Regions from separate parts of the Homo sapiens genome. Here region 1 is linked to region 2. Evidence: read pairs that join two places in POLR2A ChIA-PET (ENCODE). Cell type or tissue: K562. All regions are shown on one strand. Each heading gives the region's core, and the rest is flanking DNA. Links, peaks and the distances in the headings are about the cores only.

Region 1 (10,972 bases), core at 3,993-8,992, 85 kb before region 2:
TATTCTATTACTTTACATTAAGAAATGGGAGTCAGGAAATGTTAAATCATAAGGTTTTTGGAGGAGGAAGATTAGTAACATGTTTAAAAACATGCTTCCTCTTAGCCAAGGGCAAAATAGGTTTTGGCTATTTTCTCCTATTCTCGCAGTTAAAACGGACAATCAACAATAAAATATCAATTTCTTTCTGATTTGTCTAATTTCAGAAGTAAATTGTAGCTTCCCACTGTTTATGAATGGAATCTCGAAGGAGTTAGAAATGAAAAAAGTATATCACTATGGAGATTATGTGACTTTGAAGTGTGAAGATGGGTATACTCTGGAAGGCAGTCCCTGGAGCCAGTGCCAGGCGGATGACAGATGGGACCCTCCTCTGGCCAAATGTACCTCTCGTAAGTGCAAGTGCAAGGAATGTGGGATCTTCCCGGTCATGGTTATTGCTCATTCATTCATCCATATTGGCATCAAGTGTAGTGTGATGTTTATGGCATATGCTATGAGCTATAGAGTACAATATGAGCATCCACCTATTCCAAAACTCCCATAGTGAGAGTAAGGCCAGACTTCCTCTTCTCATACTTCTCACTGCAGCTCTGCACCTTTTTTGTCTATATCACTTTGTGGTTGCATGAGCCACACAGTAATGATTTATTTACAGCCTACGAGCCTTACAAGAAATGTTTTCAGCATGAGTTAGGGAGCACCTTCCAAGCTGCAGAGAGCAGCCGGCCTGTCTCCCTCACTACTGGAGGGGACAGGATTTTAAGCTAGCACAGCTGGATAGAGCAGATTTAGAAATTACGTATCATTGAGCTCTGTAGAAGAGTAGCCCTCTGCTGGCAACTGGAAGGTACTGTAAGATAGAAAACTACCCACATCATGGAGCAGATGAGCAAAGTTAATAATGAACAGCCTTTCTTAATCCAAGTTAGTGCTACACTTTCCCTTCTCCCCATCTCTTATGACTCTTCTAATACATGGTTCTACACCAAGATTGTTCAAGATCCAGTTTTACAATTAATCCTGTAAATATGCTAATATGACTCGCAGATAATATTTCTAAATTATCAGCTTGACACTCCCTTAATATCAAATTATATTTGCTTTTTTGGCAAAAATCTCACTGGATAACTTACTAAATGCTTTTAGAGTATTCTGAAGATCTGGCTGGGACTGACAGAAAATTCAGGTCATTGGAGAACCAACCGTATCAAATATTAGAACAAAATATAAAGCAATAATACAAAAGTCACTTTGCACCAGGATAAGAAGAGACATACAAATAAGTGGAACAAAATTGATATTAATAAAATAAAGGGGCCAGGTATGGTGGCTCATGCCTGTAATCCCAGCACTTTGGGAGGCCGAGGCGGATGGATCACCTGAGGTCAGGAGTTTAAGACCAGCCTGGCCAACATGGTGAAACCCCATCTGTACTAAAAAATAAAAAAATTAGCTGGTCGTGGTGGCAGATGCCTGTAATCCCAGCTACTCAGGAGGCTGAGGCAGGAGAGTCGCTTGAACACGGGAGGTGGAGGTTACAGTGAGCCGAGATCGCTCCATTGCACTCTGGTCTCGGTGACAAGAGCAAAACATTTTTTAAAAATTGTCCATTAAATTAACAATAAAAAGGTTGTTAGGTGAACACCCAATACAAAGCAAGGATGTGATGAAACTGATATTGTTGTGTGTTGAAGGTACTATTGTAAATTTGCAAAAACTCTTATGAAAAACAATTATGAAATGTATGTGGAAAATAATACAACTATTCCTGCCAGTTAGCCCTCCTAGAAATTTAATCTAAGGAAATAATGTAAAATATTAAAATATTCTATGCATTTTATTAAGGGTTTCATGAGACAGAAACCTAGAAACAAGCTAAATGCACAATAGAAGTCATTGAATACACTATGATGCATCTACTAGATTATGTTAGTTTGCCTTTGTTGTAACTTATATTTCTAGTATATAATTATGTGAAAACACACATATAAGGAAATGTACCAGAACAGAATGTATCAAAACATTTTTTGGGTATGAGGATTGGGGTGACTTTTTTCTTTAGTTCTGTATTATAAATTTTCTTCTGTAATTGTATTAATAATAATTTTTAAAAGTCTTCTCTGAGTGCAGAAGGTAAAATGAGAGTATGTGAATGAAACCAATGGCTTTTTGCATTAGAAAAAATATTAGACTGAGTCCTGAAGAAAAATCAGGATGACTTGTCACTGGCTGAGAGGTCCTGTTCAATCATGTTGCATGCCAGAGTGATGTTTTGTGACTTTTGTCTTCCTTTTAGGTACACATGATGCTCTCATAGTTGGTAAGTTTTATGAAAGTTTTGCTGAGGAATTCTGGCATCTATAACAGTAAGTACCTACCTATAATGAATGAAATGTAAAAAGAGAGATCAAAATGTCTTGAGGTGTAAAGAGATCAAAATATCTTCAGTTGTAAGTTCAACTAGAAAGAAAATAATGATAAGTTAGGCCACAATATGGTGAAACTGGCATCGTCATATGCATACTAAATAACCTTCATCAAAGGCTCTTTACTATCTTTGAACCATTACAAATGAATAATCATTCATCAGTGTCAAAAATTCTTTATTTGAATGTGGTGGGAGAATGCAACTTCTTCTTTCAGTTGTAACCTGGAGTATGCTTCCAGATGGTGATCCTGCTCATTTGCACAAATAGAAAGCCATAAGACCAGTCTTCTGAGCCCATATCTGTGATTTGCCTAAATAAGAATAGTTTTGTAATAAAGTTTGCTTCCAAGGGAATACTGTGGCATATTACTCTTACATCCCTTTTTACGCATCTGGACACTGAGACACAGAGAGTTAACGTAACTTGTCCAAGACCACAGAATGGGGTAGCCTGGGTCTACTTATCTGTGGAGACTGTGCACTTTAACAATCAATAAATGGACAAAATGACCTAAATATGTAATTCAACAAGAGAGAGAATTCCAGTATTTTCACAATGAAATGCCTGTGTGTTAAGTCTTAGGCAAGAGACATGGGCAGGGCCATGGAGAGCTGGTGGCCAGCTGCCCCATCACGGTTCTCACTTACTTTTGGAAAAGCTGACATTGGACTAAACGTTACAAAACGGCTCAGCTCACACCTTAACTTTAATAACCCTGTGGGAGTGAGACTAATGCTATAGAAACCCAGAGTAAAGCAGAATGTATAGTTACATCTTTAAAAAAAAAAAAGCATTGGCAATCTGTAGTGGGACTGGATACTAAGATAGAATTTAAAACCTGTAAGTTATATTTTCCATGCATTTAATTACCTTGTTTTACTGCCTAGGCACTTTATCTGGTACGATCTTCTTTATTTTACTCATCATTTTCCTCTCTTGGATAATTCTAAAGCACAGAAAAGGGTAAGTATAGCCATATTATCCCAAGAAATGTAAACTGTACTTACCCCCTCTTGGAAGTCAAAAGAAAGTAAAAGACAAACAAACCCATTGCTACATAAACAGATGTGGTAATTCTTATAAAGAAAGTCCTTGACACACAGTATAGACAAAGAGGTATTCACACTAAAGGAAGTATATAGGATACTAAGAACAATTAAAAAATAATAATAATAACAAAAAAAAAGACCATTTGGCCAGGTATGGTGACTCATGCCTGTAATTTCAGCACTTTGGGAGGCCAAGGTGGGCAGATCACTAGAGGCCAGGGGTTCGAGACCAACTTGGGCAACATGGTAAAACCCTGTCTCTACTAAACATACACAAAATTAGCTGGGCGAGGTGGGACACACAACTGTAATACCAGCTACTCGGGAGGTTGAAGCATGAGAATTGCTTGAACCCAGGAGGCAGAGGTTGTAGTGAGCCAAGACTGTGCCATTGCACACCAGCCTGGGTGACAGAGTGAGACTACATCTCAAAACACACACACACACACACACACACACACACACACACACACACACACACACAGCATTTTAAGAAGGAATTGAGTTTTACAGAAAGAGAAAGTAGGCAGAAGGGGTTTTTAAATAGTTGTTCATGAGGCTGTTTGATATCCTAGTTTTGCTAAGACATTGCAGACACTGACCTCTAAGCCCAGATCCTATCATAGCACTAGAAGTTAGATTGGGTCACTTATGGCACACATATCATATGGCACACATAGGCTGCCAGTGGGGAAGAATTGAAACTTTCCATTGGGTATTTTAATATATAAACAAATATTTTGTAAACACCATTAACTTTTTTTTTTTTTTTTTTTTTTTTTTTTTTTTAAGACCGAGTCTTGCTCTGTCACCCAGGCTGGAGTGCAGTGGCACGATCTTGGCTCACTGCAACCTCTGCCTCCCAGATTCAAGCGATTCTCATGCCTCAGCCTCCTGAGTAGCTGGGACTACAGCCATACGCCACTACACCAGGCTATTTTTTGTATTTTTAGTACAGAAAGGGTTTTGCCATCTTGGCCAGGCTGGTCTTGAATTCCTGACCTCAAGTGATCCACCCGCCTCAGCCTCCCAAAGTGCTGGGATTACAGGTGTGAGCCACTGGGCCCAGCCATCATTAATTTTTTAAATTTGAAAGAAAAAAAACTTGCAAAGACTAAGATCTGAATAAAGAAACGTCTTTGACAGGGAAGAGAACCTACACAGCTTTTGTACTGGTTGATTGAATTATAACAACCTCAATGAGGCCAGAATCAATAATATCAATGTTATATGGTTGATGAGCAAGTTCTATACCCATAGAAAAACTGAATTTGTAACTTTTAAGTGAACGGTTTTCTATAGCAAATATTCTAAACAAGTACAGTTTCCTACAACAAGCTTTACAGAAACTGAAGTTTTGATATTTCACAAAGATGCCAATATACTTTTTAAAAAGTAGTTTGTCATAGTAGATCTTGCTGTAAAGAACCTAGACAGGAACTCAATTTCATGGAAAAATACTGAATTGGTAGATATTTAAATTTAAATATCCATCCTTCCTAACTAATGTTCTCTATATTTTACGGCTTGACATATATTCTTTGCTCTTTTCCATTACAAAAAGAAAAGGTAAGTAGCTGGGCACTTTACCTTAACAAAGTACTTGTGTCAATACATTTTTCCTCTTAAAGTTTCTCATTAAGTACCATATAATTAGTGAGTTAATTTTTTAAAAAATTACTACTACGTCTGAATTAAAGGAGTTGGGGCTTCTAATTTTCTGTATCTATATCAGTCTCTAGTTAAAACCACACAGGGGAAATGATTATCCCTTCTTCTTGGAAGTATTCAAGATACTTTAATATCTTGAAGATATTTGATTATCTCCACCCTTCTAACTATGTCATTCTTCATTACTTATGGTCCATTCCTTGTTAATCAACTAGAGGGTCACACTCCCAAGCCTAACTATTGATTTGTTTCACCTACATAATTTAAGATCATTTCCTCATATTAATCACCTTCAGGCATAAACATGACTCAATAACCATTTCATAAAATTATTTCTTTGGAAATGATTGTCTTGTAAAGTCTAAGCAACCTGAGACCATATACCATTTCTTCATGTTTTCCATCTCGTAAAACCTGCCTCCTATTTTTTTCATATTCTTTAAAGTGTAATGTCCATGGCACAACCATTCTCTCTCTGACCAGTGGCTACCAGAAATGTGGCAGAAAGAAAGATCATGATCCTCGTTAGACTTAAAGGTCAGGGATGTAAACCTCCCAAACATCTATGTAACCCACACTAAAACCTATTCTATATGTGTAATCCAGGAAAGTTTTTAAACATTTTCTAAACTTTTACTTTTGACCTGTTTCACTTCTTGGGATTGTAACTGCCTGATGTGTTCTTCCTGCCTGTCATACAGACAAAACCAGTTCCCTGAGATAATGGCATATTGCAGTAAAGAAAGAGATGAATTAATACAAGGCCAGTCACGTGGAAGAACTGGAGTTATCACTCAACTCAGTCTCCCCAAGAACACAGGGGCTAGGGTTTTTATAGATCATTTGGTAGGAAGGGAGCTAGGGAATGGGTACTACTGATTGGTTGGGGATGGGGGTGTGGGAAATGTTCCTCATGTGCTGTGTCCACCTCTGGTTGGGGGCCACAGGACCAGTTGAGTCATGAGTCACAAGTCCAGGTAGAGTCAGTCAGTTGCCAAATGCAAAAACCTGAAAAACATCTCAGAAGACCAATCTTATATTCTACATAGTGATGTTATCTATAGGAGCAATTAGGGAAGTCACAAATCTCTGAGCAGTAATGGATTATAAAACCTATGCCTATATTTTAGCAGAGTTCAGGTCCCTCTCCTAATCCTAATCTCTTGGCCTTTCATTAGGTTTCAGGTCCTGAGCAAGGAGAGAGCTAGTTTTAGGAAGAGACTGTTATTATCCTTGCTCCAAAGTTACATTATAAACTAAATTCCTTTCATGGTTAGCTTGGCCTACACCCAGGAATGAGCAAAGCCGGCCCACCTGTGAGGCTAGAAGCAAGATGAAGTCAGCCATGTTAGATTTCTTTCACTCTCAGAATCTTTGCAAAGGTGGTTTCAGCATAGTGAGTGCATTTATCTAACAAAACACCACTGATTTTCATGTTAGAAATAACACATAGCTAAAACTGGGAAAAAGAAGTAATAAACTTAAATAATCAGAAGGCAGAGGTCCCTTCTTTCGGAAGGAGTTGGGCTGATTAATCATGCAGTCATACCTCCTTGAGTGGGTGTGGCCAATAAGCTAAGTCATTGTGGCTATGTGAGGAGGGCTGATTATTCCTTATCTGGAGCTCAAGCTTTCCTCACAGAAAGACAAGGGCATAAAGGGCCTCATGGCAAAGAAGAAGGAAGCCATGTGGGAAACACAGAATATGAGTGGAGAGTATCGTAGTGGTCACCAAGTCAGAAGAGCCATTTATCCTGGAGCTAAAAAAGACTGACAGATATAGAATAGTGTAGAACAAGATGGCCTGCTCTATGGGAGAGCCACAGTCACACCAGGCCTAGAGAGGTGCAGGCTGACTTCTACCTCAAACACTGGAGACAATTCAGAAGCTGCATAAGCAGTCTGAAGACTTACTAAGAAACTAAAATGAGGCTGGGTGCGATGGCTCAGGCCTGTAATCCCTGCACTTTGGGAGGCTGAGGCGGGTGGGTCACCTGAGGTCAGGAGTTGGAGATCAGCCTGGCCAAGATGGCAAAACCCTGTCTCTACTAAAAATACAAAAATTAGCCTGGTGTAGTGGCACATGCCTGTAGTCCCAGCTACTCAGGAGGCTGAGGCAGGAGAATTGCTTGAACCCAGGAGGTGGAGGTTGCAGTGAGTTGAGATTGTGCCACTGCACTCCAGCCTGGGCAACAAAGGCAAAACTCCATCTGAAAAACATAAATAAATAAATTAAATAAAATAAAACAAGAAAAGAAACTAAAGTGATAGAGAAATAGAAGGAATACACACACAGAAATGATCTCACCTTCTTTAAAATGCTCCTCAAGGAGGTCTACTTTAACTATCCTAGTAAAGATGACATGACCCCACCCCCACATTCCTAGTCTCTCTTATCCTGCTTTATTTTTTTCATAGCCTTATTCTCTTTTATTATAATTAATTAAATAATTACATTCCATGTTTATTCTCTCTCTCCCTCCATGAAGTCGGGGATTTTTGTCCTATCTTCACCAATGGATACACAACAAATCTAAACTGTCCCTGGGACAAAGAGAGTCTCAATAAATATTTATCAAATGAATGAGTGAGCTACACACCACTAACAGTGTTACCACAAGGGGAAATTTCTGCCGTAATTCTCTACCAAGTTGAACAGTGCGTCTTTAACTTGTCCTAAACTTACTCCAGGTTTCAAGGCTGCTCCTTGTTCTAATATACCAACTGTCTCAGTCTGTTGGTATATATACTTGGGCAGTTATAACAGAAACTCCATAGACTGGGTGGATTCAATAAGCATTTAAGCTGGGTGCAGTGGTACCTGCCTATAGTCCCAGCTATCTGGGAGGCTGAGGCAGGAGTACTGCTTGAGCCAATGAGTTTAAGGCCAGCCTGGGCAATATGGTAAGACCATGTCCCTAAAAAACATTATGTCATTTCTAAAAACCAAGCATTTTTTTCTCATAGTTCTAGTGGGTAGAGAGTCCAAGGTCAAGGCAACTGCAAATTCAGTGTCTGGTGGGGATCGCTTTCTAGTTAATAGACTTCAATCTTTTCTCCGTGTTCTCAAATCAGAGAAAAGGAGTAAAGGAGCTCTCCTGGTCTCTTTTCTAAGGGCACTAGTCCCATTCACAAGGGCTCTGCTCTCATGATCTAATTACTTCTCAAAGGTCTCACCTTTGAGATCCTATAGTAATTAGATCCTATAAATTTTCAACATATAAATTTGGAAAGATACAAACATTCAGTCCATTGTACCAACACTGCATTTGGTAAGCACATATGCTTAAACGATATCACACTTGATTTCATGTGCCTTCTCAATCCTCAGCTTTCCCTGATTAAGAATACCTAATTACTCTGCCCATTTCCTCTGCACCCTCCACCTTGGCCTTTCCACTCACTATTACTACTATCTCCTGCCTTCTTGGTCTCTACTATTCTCCTCACCATCCCTGCTCCCTGGACTATGATCCCCTGTGAGCAGGGACCACCTATATCCACCCAAAGCAATTTTTATTTAATGATTTTTTAATCTCTACTTGTACAGCAGTCAAAATTAATAATAAGAGTAGAAATGGTTAATGTATCTACAAAAAGAGTTAACATGTTTATTTATAGGTTTATTTACCATTTATTATCTTCTTTGGTCCTCAAAGCAACTCTGTGAGGTAGGTAGGCCCAATCATATTGTTATCCCAAAGCATAAAACACTCTAGGTTCAAAGAAATTCAGTGGCTTGTTTAAAGCCAGTAGGAAGTTGTTAGGAATTAGGCCTTTAGTCCAGATTATTTAACTGGAAATCTTGAACTCTTTGTGCTAGTATTTTGACAATGTTAGTTGCCATTTCTGAATCTGACTCTATATTACTGAAATTCAGTATCCAGAACTGTACATAGTACAAACCTAAAGTATTTTCCTTTTTTCTTTCAATATTCTTTTTCTCCCTATATTTTACTGAGTTTGTTTTAGCTACTTTGGTATATTGAACCAGTATCTTTCTAGAGAACCGTATGCAATCTCTACTTTTTTTACTCTTTATTCTGAGTCATTAGGCTATAAAAAATTAAGGTATTTCTTTAAGGGCATCTTTCCATATTGAGATTTCCTGGCGTTTCACACAGACTTGGCAAGTTCTTCCTGTGATTTAATCTCACTGCCTTGTTATTTCACTAGTTAAAAATATGCGCCTGCACGTTTTGATATTTCACTGTGTATTTACAACAATAATTTGTGATAATGTTAAATAAGATAGGTCATAAGATAGGTCATGCACTCATCAGTGAGGAATAATACTGGTTAGACTTCTTCATTCAGAGCCCATTATTGCCTCTTGTTACTGCCTCGTACCCACTCCCATTTCTACACAAAACAGCCTTGTACACAGTCAAAATTTCAAAGTTTCCATTGTTGTGATGTTTAGAATGATAAAATACTTAAGGCCATCCTCTGTGAAGTCTCCCTGAATTTTCCTATGTTCACATTAACCACCAGTAACTAACCAAATAGCTCTTCATTCAACATATACTCACCGAGATCATATTCTCCAAAACCCCATGTACCACTCATCACCCAAGACCACCTTCAGAACACTACTCATCTTACCACTTAACCACCACTCCTTGGAAGGTCATACCACCTGGCTATATACCACTCCACTCTTCCTCATCCATGGATCTCAAGTGTGCCTTCCCTGTCCTGTGAAAACTCTGCCCCCTGAAGCAGTCTGCCTCTTTTTCTCAAATGATGCTGTCATTCTAATTTCCATAAGATGGTAAAGAATAACTGAGTGATGAGGAAACAGTGGTACATGTTGAAGTGAGTTAACTCTTCAAGCTTCCATTCTAAAATCCCTAATACCAACTCATACATAAAATCTCCAGGTACTGGTACTGTTTTATCATTTCATTGATAAAAGATGAAGTGTTTATTAACCCCCAAAGAGGCAGTGTACCATACCAAGTGAGGGTGAGGGCTTTGCAACCGCTAAGGCCTGTGTTCACAGTCACTCACTCTCTATGAGACCCTGAGCAAGATACTTATCCTCAGTAAATTTCATTTTCCTTGCCTGTGAAATGGAGATAATAATAGTTCCTACCTTACTTAACATAGTGCCTCATTTATGATGCATGTCAGAAAATGTTAGCTATTATTTACACATGATTGTTATTACTGATATTAAAAAGTGAGTAAATATTTCTTTTTACTGTTAGTTCTTAAATACCTTCATGACAGCTACTGCTGCTCCCCTAACCGTGGATATTGCTTGTACAGAAAACAGAACACATATCTTCACTATAGGAGAAAAAGGAAGCCTCGTGTAACACTGCAGTGCAAAGTCATTCATGTTGTGCAGCTTAAGTGTCAAAATCTCGATGTAAATCCTATTTACTAATCAAAATTATGTCAGAAATAGTGAAATGTGTTAAGGCATGGACATCTGCCTATAAACAATTTAGAGTACTCTGACAGAAAATATAGGATGATTTTAGTATTATTTTCTAATCTAAGTTTTTGCTTAGTATTAAAAGATGAGATTTGGTTATGATTTTCCTTTCAGACGTCTTGCAAAGATATCAGGAACTTAAGGCAAATAATACCTTAAATTTCAAAATGCAAATTACTAATTTCTTTCAAAACAGATACTTAAATGATTAAGACAGTTTTTCTATTTTTTTCTCTGCCAATTAGCAATAATGCACATGAAAACCCTAAAGAAGTGGCTATCCATTTACATTCTCAAGGAGGCAGCAGCGTTCATCCCCGAACTCTGCAAACAAATGAAGAAAATAGCAGGTACCTATATACATACTGAATTCA
Region 2 (10,972 bases), core at 3,744-8,743:
TTATAAGGACACCGGGCATATTGGATTAGGGCCTACCTTAATGACCTCAGCTTAACTGGATTGCATCTGCAAAGATTGTATTTCCAAATAAGGTCACATCCACAGGGACTGGGGGTTAAGACTTCCCAACATATTTGGGGGAGACACAATTCAACCTATAACAGAGTCCCTTTGAAAATGTCAAGTGTCAGGTGCTCACAGCGCATGGTCCAGCTGTTGGTGCTCACCCTTGCTCAGCACACAGTGGAGGCTCTGCCTCAATCTCACTCTTCACGGGAACAGCTAAGCCAGGTAGTGAGTAGGGGCTATGTTTGTGCCACCGCAACAAACACAGAAAGGAAGCTTGTGGTGTCCAGCATATTTGCCAGCCTAGGCTTCAGAGACCATAGCACCTAGAATCTGACAAAATAAAATTGGAATAAATCCAAAGTCCTCTTTTCTTTTTTGAGCATTTTTAAAAATACAATTGATAAATTTCCTAACTGTTCCTTCCTCATCTTGCATTGTGGAATAAGTGCGAACCTCCCTGCGGCATGAGGCAGAAAACCATTGAGCTTATGACAAAAAACAGGAAATACATGTAAAAGAGACCAATTTTAAAAAATCAGGAGAAATTTTACAAAAGAGATTTACTGCCAGGAAACCAGGAAAACTTTCAGAACACTCTCCTTTTCCTATTTTTAACAAGACTCAGTTGTACAAATAATTCTGTGAAACTAGCCATGAAGTTTGCACACGAATGAATATATGTAGTCAGTGTGTTTATATATTTCATTTCATATATGTGTCATATATATGTGTGTGTGTATGTATATATATATATATATATATATATATATATAAAACACTGAATATTGCAGAAAATTAAAGCAAAGAGTAAGAAGAGTTAACCAAATTTTCCCTCAATGCAGTGGGAAAAGATGAAAAGGAGAAGATAGGTGGGCACAGTGGCTCACACCTGTAATCCCAACACTGAGAGGCCGAAGCAAGAGAATCACTTGACCCCAGGACCTCGAGACCAGCCTGGGCAATAAGGCAAAACCCCATCTCTACAAAAAAGTATAAAAATTAGCTGGGCGTGGTGGCGTGTGCCTGTAGTCACAGCTACACAGGAGACTGAGGTGAAAGGATCACCTCAGCCCGAGAGGCTGAGGCTTCAGTGAGCCGTGATGGCACCCCTGCACTCCAGCCTGGATGACAGAATGACACCTTGTCTAAAAAAAAAGAAAAAGAGAAGACGTATGTAAGACAGTGTCAGGATTCAAATTATGTATTAAAAAAATTCCAGAAGGGTAAGCAAATAAGCCCATACCTAGCCATCACTAGGGAAATTTCTGTGTTTCAGGGATAGAGAAAAAAACTCAGATTCCAGAAATAAAATGTGAAAATGTAATACCCGCAAAAGAAATAAATTTATTGACACCACATTGATTCTACACAACACTAAATTGTAGAAGATAGCACTTCTGTTGAGCCAAGCTAATATTCACATCTAGAGGCTCCAGATACACATTAAAGAATAAGCAAAGACACAAAAATTGTACCATTTAAGTATGTTTCCCAGGCAATTAATAAGCAAATTTTTAAAAAGGAGAATGATGAATTCCTAAAGAAATCTCAATGAGATAGAAAAGTGGTAAAAACAAACAACAACAACAAAAAACCATAAACACAAAAACTGGCAATGTAATCATAATTTAGTAATAATCTCTGTGAAGTCATAGAATATATCAATAGAAGTAGAAAATGTGAGAAAGCAGGAAAAGGTAGGCTAGACTTACAGAAAAGATGAGTAGACTGACTGTACAGAATTTGACTCTGAAATTGAGAAAATAGGTTTAAATATATGTATCAAGTGTATATATCTACAATATACATGCACACATATAAAATTAAATTCCTAATTGGAAAAAATATTAAGTTTAATTTCCAAATTATTAGAATAACTAAAACAGCTGAATCTATCTGTTCCATATAGTAAGGGGAGGGAAGGAAAAAGAATAGCAAGGAATGCATTTGTCTCTGTCATCGGAAATAAGCCCCATCATGTTTGGGTCAGGTCATTTTATTCATTGCTTTCTCCTCATCCTCATCATGGGACATCGTGAAATCATGAAAAAGGTAGTGAAAGAATTATGACAAGGCCGAGCACAGTGGCTCACGCCTGTAGTCCCAGCACTTTGGGAGGCCGAGGTGGGAGGGTCACCTCAGATCAGGAGTTCAAGACCAGTCTGGCCAAAGTGGTGAAACACCATCTCTACTAAAAATACAAAAATTAGCTGGGCATGTTGGTGCATGCCTGTAATCCCAGCCACTCAGGAGGATGAGTCAGGAGAATTGCTTGAACTCGGGAGGCAGAGGTTGCAGTGAGCAGATATTGCACCATTGCACTCCAGCCTGAGCGACAGAGCCAGACTCCGTCTAAAAAAACAAACAAACAAACAAAGCAAATCAAATATATAATTTATTTCAATCCATTTGGTTTAAACTTCTTGTCAAAAAACCAAGTCTACTAGACAGGATCAAAAGCAACAAATCTTGTATTTATAAAAAACATGCCTCAAGTTAAATGGCATAGTATTACACACACACACACACACACACACACACACACACATATTAAGGGAATACGCAAACAAAAAATGGCAGAAATAATATGGGAAAAGACAGAACTTAAGAAAGAAATTGTCAAGCAGGTCTACAAAATGATTGTTTTATTTTGGTGCCAGGTACAGTCCACAATGAAGTCAAGATATTAAGAAGTAAAGTGGACCAGGAGAAGTTAGAGCAGAAATATCTCTTTTCAATAGTGAGAGCAGAAAAAGAAGTAGAAAAGCTGGGAACAATAGGTAAAGTTTAGGCTAGGCCTTAGACTTCTCCTATATTGTAATCCCTCTGGTTTGCCACATATGCATGCTGTCAGGAAGTTGATGAGGTATGTACAGCACAATTATTTTCCATTTTTTGCCTTTAGGCACCGACTCATTGGTCACTCATCTGCTGAATGTATCCTCTCGGGCAATACTGCCCATTGGAGCATGAAGCCACCAATTTGTCAACGTGAGTTGAAATCTCTTTCCCCATTCACCCCACCATTTAACCCTAGAGTTGTCCTCCTAGAATTACAAAGAATGAATCTCATCCCTCTTGGAAATGGTATCCTTCTGATATTTGAAGAATCCAGTCATATCCTTAAAATGGCTCACAGCATTCCAAACTTCCACCTTCACCTAGAAATGCTTTTTTTCTTATCTTAAGGTGTAATTTATTTTAAACTAGTCTTGAGCTAATTTAAATAGCCCCCAATTTCATCCTCTGTTGGGTGAACACCTCCCAGTTTGAAGAGCATTTTCTTTGGTGAAGTCAACAAATACAAAGTCAGTGAAAGAAACCGCATATCCTCTCTGCAAGCTGTTAGTATCACATCAGATATTCAAGCCATGCAGCTCTTTCTTCCTTCTTATTCTTTGTCTAAACAGGATCATGCCATCTTCCCTGTGAGTTGTTTGGAAGATGAGCTTTCTACATTTTGGGGAGCAAAGAGGAATGAGCAATTGCAAGCTAATAAGGAATATAAAATGTGTATAATCCTGGGTTTAGTGATGGTGTGAGGAAATCAGCAATTTCAAACCCATCTGGTGGGAGAATAAGTGGGAACAAACTTTGTAGAAGGGCAATATACTGGCTGGGCACTGCCCTACAGTAGAGTAGGACACAGTATTCAGTTCTTCCAAGATCAGATGAAATTGGGTGCATTCAGGGTGGTATGGCTGTAGATCAGTATCCAGTTATTTGTATTACTTCTGAATCTGTAAGTATCATGTTTATTATATGTAATATTGTATATTTGTGTTTGCTTTGTCTTTATTAGTTCTGCCAGAGCTTTTGTTCTTATTATTTAATAAAGATGTTATACTGGGCCAGGTGTGGTGGCTCACACCTGTAATCCCAGCACTTTGGGAGTCCTAGGTGAGCAGATCGCTTGAGCCCAGGAGGTCGAGACCAGCCTGTACAACATGGTGAAACCCTGTCTCTACAAAAAATACAAAAATTAAATGGGCATACTGGCACACGCCTGTAGTCCCAACTATTCGGGAGACTGAGAGGTGGGAGGATTGCTTGAGCCAGAGAGGTCAAGGCTGCAATGAGCCATGATCGTGCCACTGCACTCCAGCCTGGGCAGCAGAGCAAGACCTTGTCTCAAAAAAAATGCTATGCTGTATGCTTTATTATATTAATATCCAATAGAATAAAGACACATGCCTTCTATATAGAGAGAACTAAATTAATAATGGTGAGATAACATAGTTAAATTCTCATTTAGCAGGAGAAATATAAATGTGTACTATAGGCCAGGCACAGTGGCTCACACCTGTAATTCCAGTACATTGGGAGGCCCAAGGTAGGTGGATCACTTGAGGTCAGGAGTTCAAGACCAGCCTGGCCAACATGGTGCTACCCCATCTCTACTAGAAATACAGAAGTTAGCTGAGCATGGTCGTGCATGTCTGTAATCCCAGCTACTTGGGAGGCTGCAGCAGGAGAATCATTTGAGGCCAGGAAAGGAAGGTTGCAGTGAGCCAAGATCATGATACTGCACTCCAGCCTGGGCAACAGAGACTCTGTCTCAAAAAAAAAAAAAAAGGAAAAAAATGCTCTATAATAATATATGGACACATTTAGCAAAGTAATGTTAACTACGAAGAGCACAACTCACAATATTATAAAATTGTAAGAATATATCTGTACATTAGTAAATATTAGATGAGAATGATATTGTGAATATTTACTTCCGGTAATTTGGGATTTCAGAAAAGCTATTAGCATAATTTACAATAAAGTATAATTTTAAGAAACCATGCCGGGCACGATGGCTCACGCCTGTAATCTCAGCATTTGGAAGGCAGAGGCAGGTGGATTGCTTGAGGCCAGGAGTTCAAGACCAGCATGGCCAACATGACCAAACCCCAACTCCACCAGAAATACAAAAATAAACCAGATACGGTGGTGCGTGCCTGTAATCCCAGCTACTCGGGAGGTTGAGGGGGGAGGATTGCTTGACCTGGGAAGTTGAGATTGCAGTGAGCCATGATCGTGCCACTGCACTCCAGCCTGGGCGACAGAGCAAGACTCTGTCCCAAGGTTTTGTTTTGGTGAACTTGCGGTCTCTTTTCCCAGGAATTCCTTGTGGGCTACCCCCCAACATCACCAATGGATATTTCATTAGCACCGACAGAGAGTATTTTCACTATGGATCAGTGGTGACCTACCACTGCAATCTTGGAAGCAGAGGGAGAAAGGTGTTTGAGCTCGTGGGTGAGCCCTCCATATACTGCACCAGCAAAGATGATCAAGTGGTCGTCTGGAGCGGCCCAGTCCCTCAGTGCATTATACCTAACAAATGCACACCTCCAAATGTGGAAAATGGAATATTGGTGTCTGACAACAGAAGCTTATTTTCCTTAAATGAAGTTGTGGAGTTTAGGTGTCAGCCTGGCTTTGTCATGAAAGGACCCCCCGCACCGTGTGCAATGCCAGGCCCTGAACAAATGGGAGCCGGAGCTACCAAGCTGCTCCAGGGGTGTGTTTGCCTGAGGCCTAGAAGGGCCCTGCAAGTGACATGCATTGCTGTTGGATCAGGAGATGAGTATTTGTTTAGGGGGAGGGATGTATGTTGAGGAGGGTGGGAAAGTAAGTTTTGGGGGAAGAAGCATGAAATTAAGAATCTGGGGTGTGCAAGCACTCATGCATATGTGTCTTCATTTTGAAAAGCAAGACCTTAATTAGCCAAGAAAACTGGTATTTTGGACTCACCTATTAATCAATTGTCAGGGCAAAGTACCAGCTGCAATCTCTCTCAATTATATTGAAAAATTATATGGACTTTATGGTCAGCTGTGCCCTAAGCACTTTGTATACATTATCTCATTTATTATTTAAAACAACACTGTCTTATTTAAGGGCTTGTGTTTTTGATGGCTCATCTTGTCTACTGATGCCACAATAGCTGGCTTAGCAGCGGAGTGGGAGGTGTTATGGCAGATACATAGGGACAGAGAAAGAGCTTACAATTCTTCTACCAACCCATGTTAGCCTTGTGCAACCACTGAGCTGGGAAGACAAACAGATAAAGGGATATAAAGACGGATGTACCGAGGCAGGAGATGGGCAGGGCTTGTGTTCTGGTCACAATCCTGCTGACCAAAACAGAATCTGGCCTAGACAGGATGAAGTGAAAAAACAGCAGCAACAGGCAGATGGCGATGAAAGCAATCACTAGCTGCCCTCATATTCCCATCAGCACTGTGACAGTTTACAAATGCCATGGCAACGATCTGGAAGTTACCACCCCTTTCCAGGAAAGTTCTAAATAACACGCCCCTCAATTTGCATTGATGTGCCCCTTAACTTACCTGTAATTGGCTGGGCATGGTGGCCCATGCCTGTAATCCCAGCACTTTGGGAGGCCAAGATGGGCAGATCACCTGAGGTCAGGAGTTCAAGACCAGCCTGGCCAACATGGTGAAACCCTGTCTTTACTAAAAATACAAAAATTATCTGAGTGAGGTGGCTCGCACCTGAAATCTCATGAGGCTGAGGCAGGAGAATCACTTGAACCTGGGACGCGGAGGTTGCAGTGAGCTAAGATCACACGACTGTGCTCCAGCCTGGATGACAGAGTGAGATATCACCTCAAAAAAAAAAAAACACAAAAAACAAGAAACAAAAATAATTTACATGTAATTGAAGCGGGCTTACAGGAGTATAAATACAGTTGCCTGCCAGGAGCTCATATGTTGCTGACTCTGGGCACATTGCCTGTGAGTTAGCCCTGCTCTGCAAAGGGCAATGCCTTTCTAAAAGATCGCTGTCTAGCACCACTGGCTCATCCGTGAATTCTGTCCTGAGTGAGGCAAGAACCCTTCCAGAGTAAGCCCCAATTTAGGGGCATGCCTGTCCCCAAACAGTATGACTGTACTTTAGTCATTGGTGTGCAATCAGAGAAATATGGGGAAATCTGTAAAACAGACTTGGTCTCAGGTGACAGTCTCATTACCTGAATAATGATGGTACAAATACCTCCCTAGGAAATATGTAGATGGAGAATCCACCAATACTAATAACTCCACACTGGATATCCAGAGCTAGGAGAAAATACTTCATGCCCTGTAGATTTACAGGTGAATTTTGGGCCATGTGCTAGGGAGAATTGTGTTCTATTTCTCTACCTTTTACTAACTATGAGGCCTTCAGCAGGCATAGGATATAGCAAAAGAAATTCCCCCATAACTAACAAGTACTCTGGAACTGTCCTTTCTACAATGTGTCAGCCGCCTCCAGAAATCCTGCATGGTGAGCATACCCTAAGCCATCAGGACAACTTTTTACCTGGGCAGGAAGTGTTCTACAGCTGTGAGCCCAGCTATGACCTCAGAGGGGCTGCGTCTCTGCACTGCATGCCCCAGGGAGACTGGACCCCTGAAGCCCCCAGATGTACAGGTGCCTCTCTTTCCCCCTCACATGGAAGTCTTACTCCTGTTGTTTTATTTTTTCTTCTCGTGAAATCCTGTGATGACTTCCTGGGCCAACTCCCTCATGGCCGTGTGCTGTTTCCACTTAATCTCCAGCTTGGGGCTAAGGTATCCTTTGTTTGTGATGAAGGGTGAGTGTGACCCAGTGTTGAGACCAAGGACTCAGTGTGGAGAATCACTGAGTTAATCCAATTAAGGAGCTGACCTAGTAGATAAGAAGTACCCAGAGAGATTAATTTATGGAAGGGTAGTTTTGAAATAAGCGTTAATCCAATTAAGGAGCTGACCTAGTAGATAAGAAGTACCCAGAGAGATTAATTTATGGAAGGGTAGTTTTGAAATAAGGGTAGGGACTAAGTGGCACCGCCTTCAGAAAACAATGAAAAAATGGCACATACAACTCAATATCAGATACAAACCTAAATACAGTCACTGATCTTGGGTACACAGTTGGAACTTGAAATGAATGGGTACGTATTTATTTGGAGGCAAAAGAACATAATTTTATAAAATGTGTGCTAGAAAAAAAAGATGAATGAGATGGAAATTGTTTGCCTCATAATAAGGCAAAGGTTGTTTTAGGAAACTTAAAACCAGTCAATAATGGAATCTGTAATAGTGTATGAATAACTATGTTTTAACCCAATTACATATCTTCATGTCAAGAATGGCCAGTGTAATTGTTTTGATGCAAGATTTTTCTCAGCCACTTTGCCAGCTGGTGACCTCTGGCCAGAAACATCCCTGTCCAGGCCTTGCTCTACCCAGGATCAATGCAGGAGACACCTCATCTACTTGGCCCACCCAGGCCGTGCCAGGCTTGTGCTCTGATGCAGAGCCCATGGCTGCCGCGACTACATGCTCAGCCTCTGGGAGGGGGTGTGTGAGTGAGCAAGTGGGGGTTCCAGCTGGCCGCGCCAAGCACTGGCACAGGAGCGGGCTCCGTGCAAGGCTTGTGGCTGGACCAGGCATGTCACACTGAAGGGAATGTGTTGGTGCCCAAACAGGGGTCCCCACGACCCCGAAGCCCAGAGGGGGTGTAACAGCATGGTAATAGCTCTTAGCATTTGATAATGCCTGCAGCCCAACAGATGGCGGTGTGTTAACAACTCTGTCAGTTCCATCGCCCCGCTCAGGCCTGCATCTCCAAGGCTGACTTGGCCTGCATCTCCAAGGCTGACTTGGCCTGCATCTCCAGGGCTGACTGGACCTGCTGGTGCTTCCTGTTGCATGGAATAACTTCCCTCCCCTAGGAGACGGCAAAGAGCCACTGTATTACAGCCTTCTTCATACCTGCGTTTGGTGGGTCCTGAGTTCTTGTCCCGCATCCAAGAAGAACAAGCTTATGCTGACAATAGAAGGGTGAGGAGGGTGGAGAAGAGTTTTATTGAGTGACAAAACAGCTTCTCAGCAGAGAAGAGACACAAGGGTGGACCCCAGATGAAGTCAGGGGGTCATTCTCTCAGTGTGGCTGGTTCTGGAGCCTTTATGGACTCAGAATTGGAAGTGTGTGTTAATTGGTTGGTGAGTATGCAAAAAAGGCTAAAACAAAGCCACCACTCAAAGGTGGGCACAACAGTGCAAAAAACCAATTAGGGAAGAGCAGGTATATGTGAAATAGATGAAGAGTGGGGATCAATCAGAGGAAAGCACACCCAACAGGAAGAGAGGTTCTCAAGCCAGTCCATGGATTTACCTGGAACTTGTAGCTAGGCTTTAAACTGTCTTCAGCTTGAAGGTCGGGTTTCACCGGGATCCGCCCCATCTGCCTGTGATTTGTCTGCCTCCTGCTTCTACCACTGTCAAGTGGTATTATTCGTTGCTTATGTGTATCCATTATTCTTGGTGATACAGTATGAGTCTGGGGGATAACTAGATTGAGCAATTAAGGAGTTATTTTTAATAATTTCCAAGGATTCTTTGGCATTTACAAAGTCCACCACCTAATAATGATTTCCAATTTCAGAACGATTTTAGATTTCAGAAGGGAAGCAGTACTCAATAGTAAGTTGAGCATTTCAGGGTGGCAAAGACTCCTCCCCTGACCCTTCTTTTTTTCTTAGAACACATGGTTCAGCATGCTTCTGTGAGCCTCTTTCTGGCCTGTTACATTTGGAGTGGCGAGAAGAACAGATATTCCTGGCTTTGCTTACCAAATCAAAAGCTGTTCTGCCTCATGACCCACTAATGAGAATAAGTGGGATGTCAGAGAGCCATCAATGAAAGATGACACCTGAAGGTTATGGCTCTTGTGCCCATGGAGAAGTCTGGTTCTGTGTTCATGCCTTCTGTAGGTGATGCTGGGCTATGAAGTTTATATGGCACTTCAGCTCTGATTGCTTTGCCAGTCACAGGGTACCATGGTTCTTTAGAATAAATTGGCCTTTGAGTTTCTGTCAGCTACTGAAGAATTCAGATCCCTAATGAACTAAGACTTTTAGCTAGACCTGAACCTAAGACCCAAATGATAGTCAAGGAGGAAATGGTAGTGAGGAAGCTGAGCATCTATTAGTGAAGAAATCAAGGGAGAGATGGGAATTGCTCACACATTTGCTACCACTTTTTTTTTTCTTTAGGTTCTGATTAAAAGGCAGGTCTGCTAGTCATTGTGTCTTGGCTGGAATGAAAGCCCTTTGGAATAGCAGTGTTCCAGTGTGTGAACGTGAGTAGAAAGAACTACGTAGTTTGGATAGCTCTCCTTATTTTTGTTTTCCAGTGTTTTACTGCACGGAATCACTTGTCTGGATCTTTACTTAACTAAATTACTGATTAAAATACTTCTCTGTTGGAAGAATTTCAAGAAGGGTCTTGTAGGACTTTTCTGACATTTGTTACTAATCTGTAAATCACTTAGTTTAATGACTGTTTAATTTTGTGGGGAATGTGTGGCAAGAAACTAAATGACATAAAAGTGCAGCACATTTTAGTCAGTCATTTATTTTTAATTTTCTTATAAGGAGTAATCTTTCTTACATTTTTTTTTTCTTTTTTGAGACAGTTACCCAGGACAGAATGCAGTGGTGCAATCACAGCTCACTGCAGTTTCAATGGCCTGGGCTGTAGTGACCCTCCCACTTCAGCCTCCCAGTAGTTGGGACTACAGGTGCATGCCACCACACCTGGCTAATTTTTTATATTTTGTAGAGATGGAGTCTTGCCATATTGCCCAGGCTGGTCTCAAACTCCTGGGCTCAAGCTATCCTCCCATCTTGGCCTCCAAAAGTGTTAGGATTACAAGTGTGAGCCACCGTACCCAGCCAAATTCTTATGTTCTTTTATCCCCTCACGTATCATAAACAATTTAGTCAGCTTGTTTTTTAGCCTGCAGTATTGAATGACATAGGGCTTCCCATGTGCTAGGACTTTCCATGTGTAGAAAATGCAATGAAGAGTAAAAGAATAGTGAAGCCACCTCCCTACTTTCCTGGAGTATATTTTCT

The links. ChIA-PET counts read pairs that join two places held together with the same protein. Peaks named below come from ENCODE experiments on the same cell type or tissue, not always from the same donor. Only the 100,000 strongest peaks of a DNase experiment are listed, where the experiment ranks them.
Region 1: POLR2A ChIA-PET joins it to region 2 with 5 read pairs; 2 of 35 experiments call an interaction of 5 or more read pairs at or near these places.

Annotation. Positions count from the first base shown.
Region 1 is chr1:207,619,674-207,630,645 of GRCh38, forward strand. It overlaps CR1 (complement C3b/C4b receptor 1 (Knops blood group)), which reads left to right. Exons shown (of 47, transcript NM_000651.6): 43 at 207-392; 44 at 2,300-2,323; 45 at 3,320-3,395; 46 at 10,844-10,948. Among named protein-coding and RNA genes, the nearest start is that of CR1L, 20 kb to the right of the region's middle. In K562, for the core only: no CTCF peak of the experiment used is centred there; a DNase peak (open chromatin) is centred at 6,778.
Region 2 is chr1:207,705,204-207,716,175 of GRCh38, forward strand. It overlaps CR1L (complement C3b/C4b receptor 1 like), which reads left to right. Exons shown (of 12, transcript NM_175710.2): 10 at 2,975-3,060. It also overlaps the pseudogene RNA5SP534 and the pseudogene LOC100422434. Among named protein-coding and RNA genes, the nearest start is that of CD46, 41 kb to the right of the region's middle. In K562, for the core only: CTCF peaks have their summits at 6,277 and 8,616 (motif pointing right); a DNase peak (open chromatin) is centred at 6,278.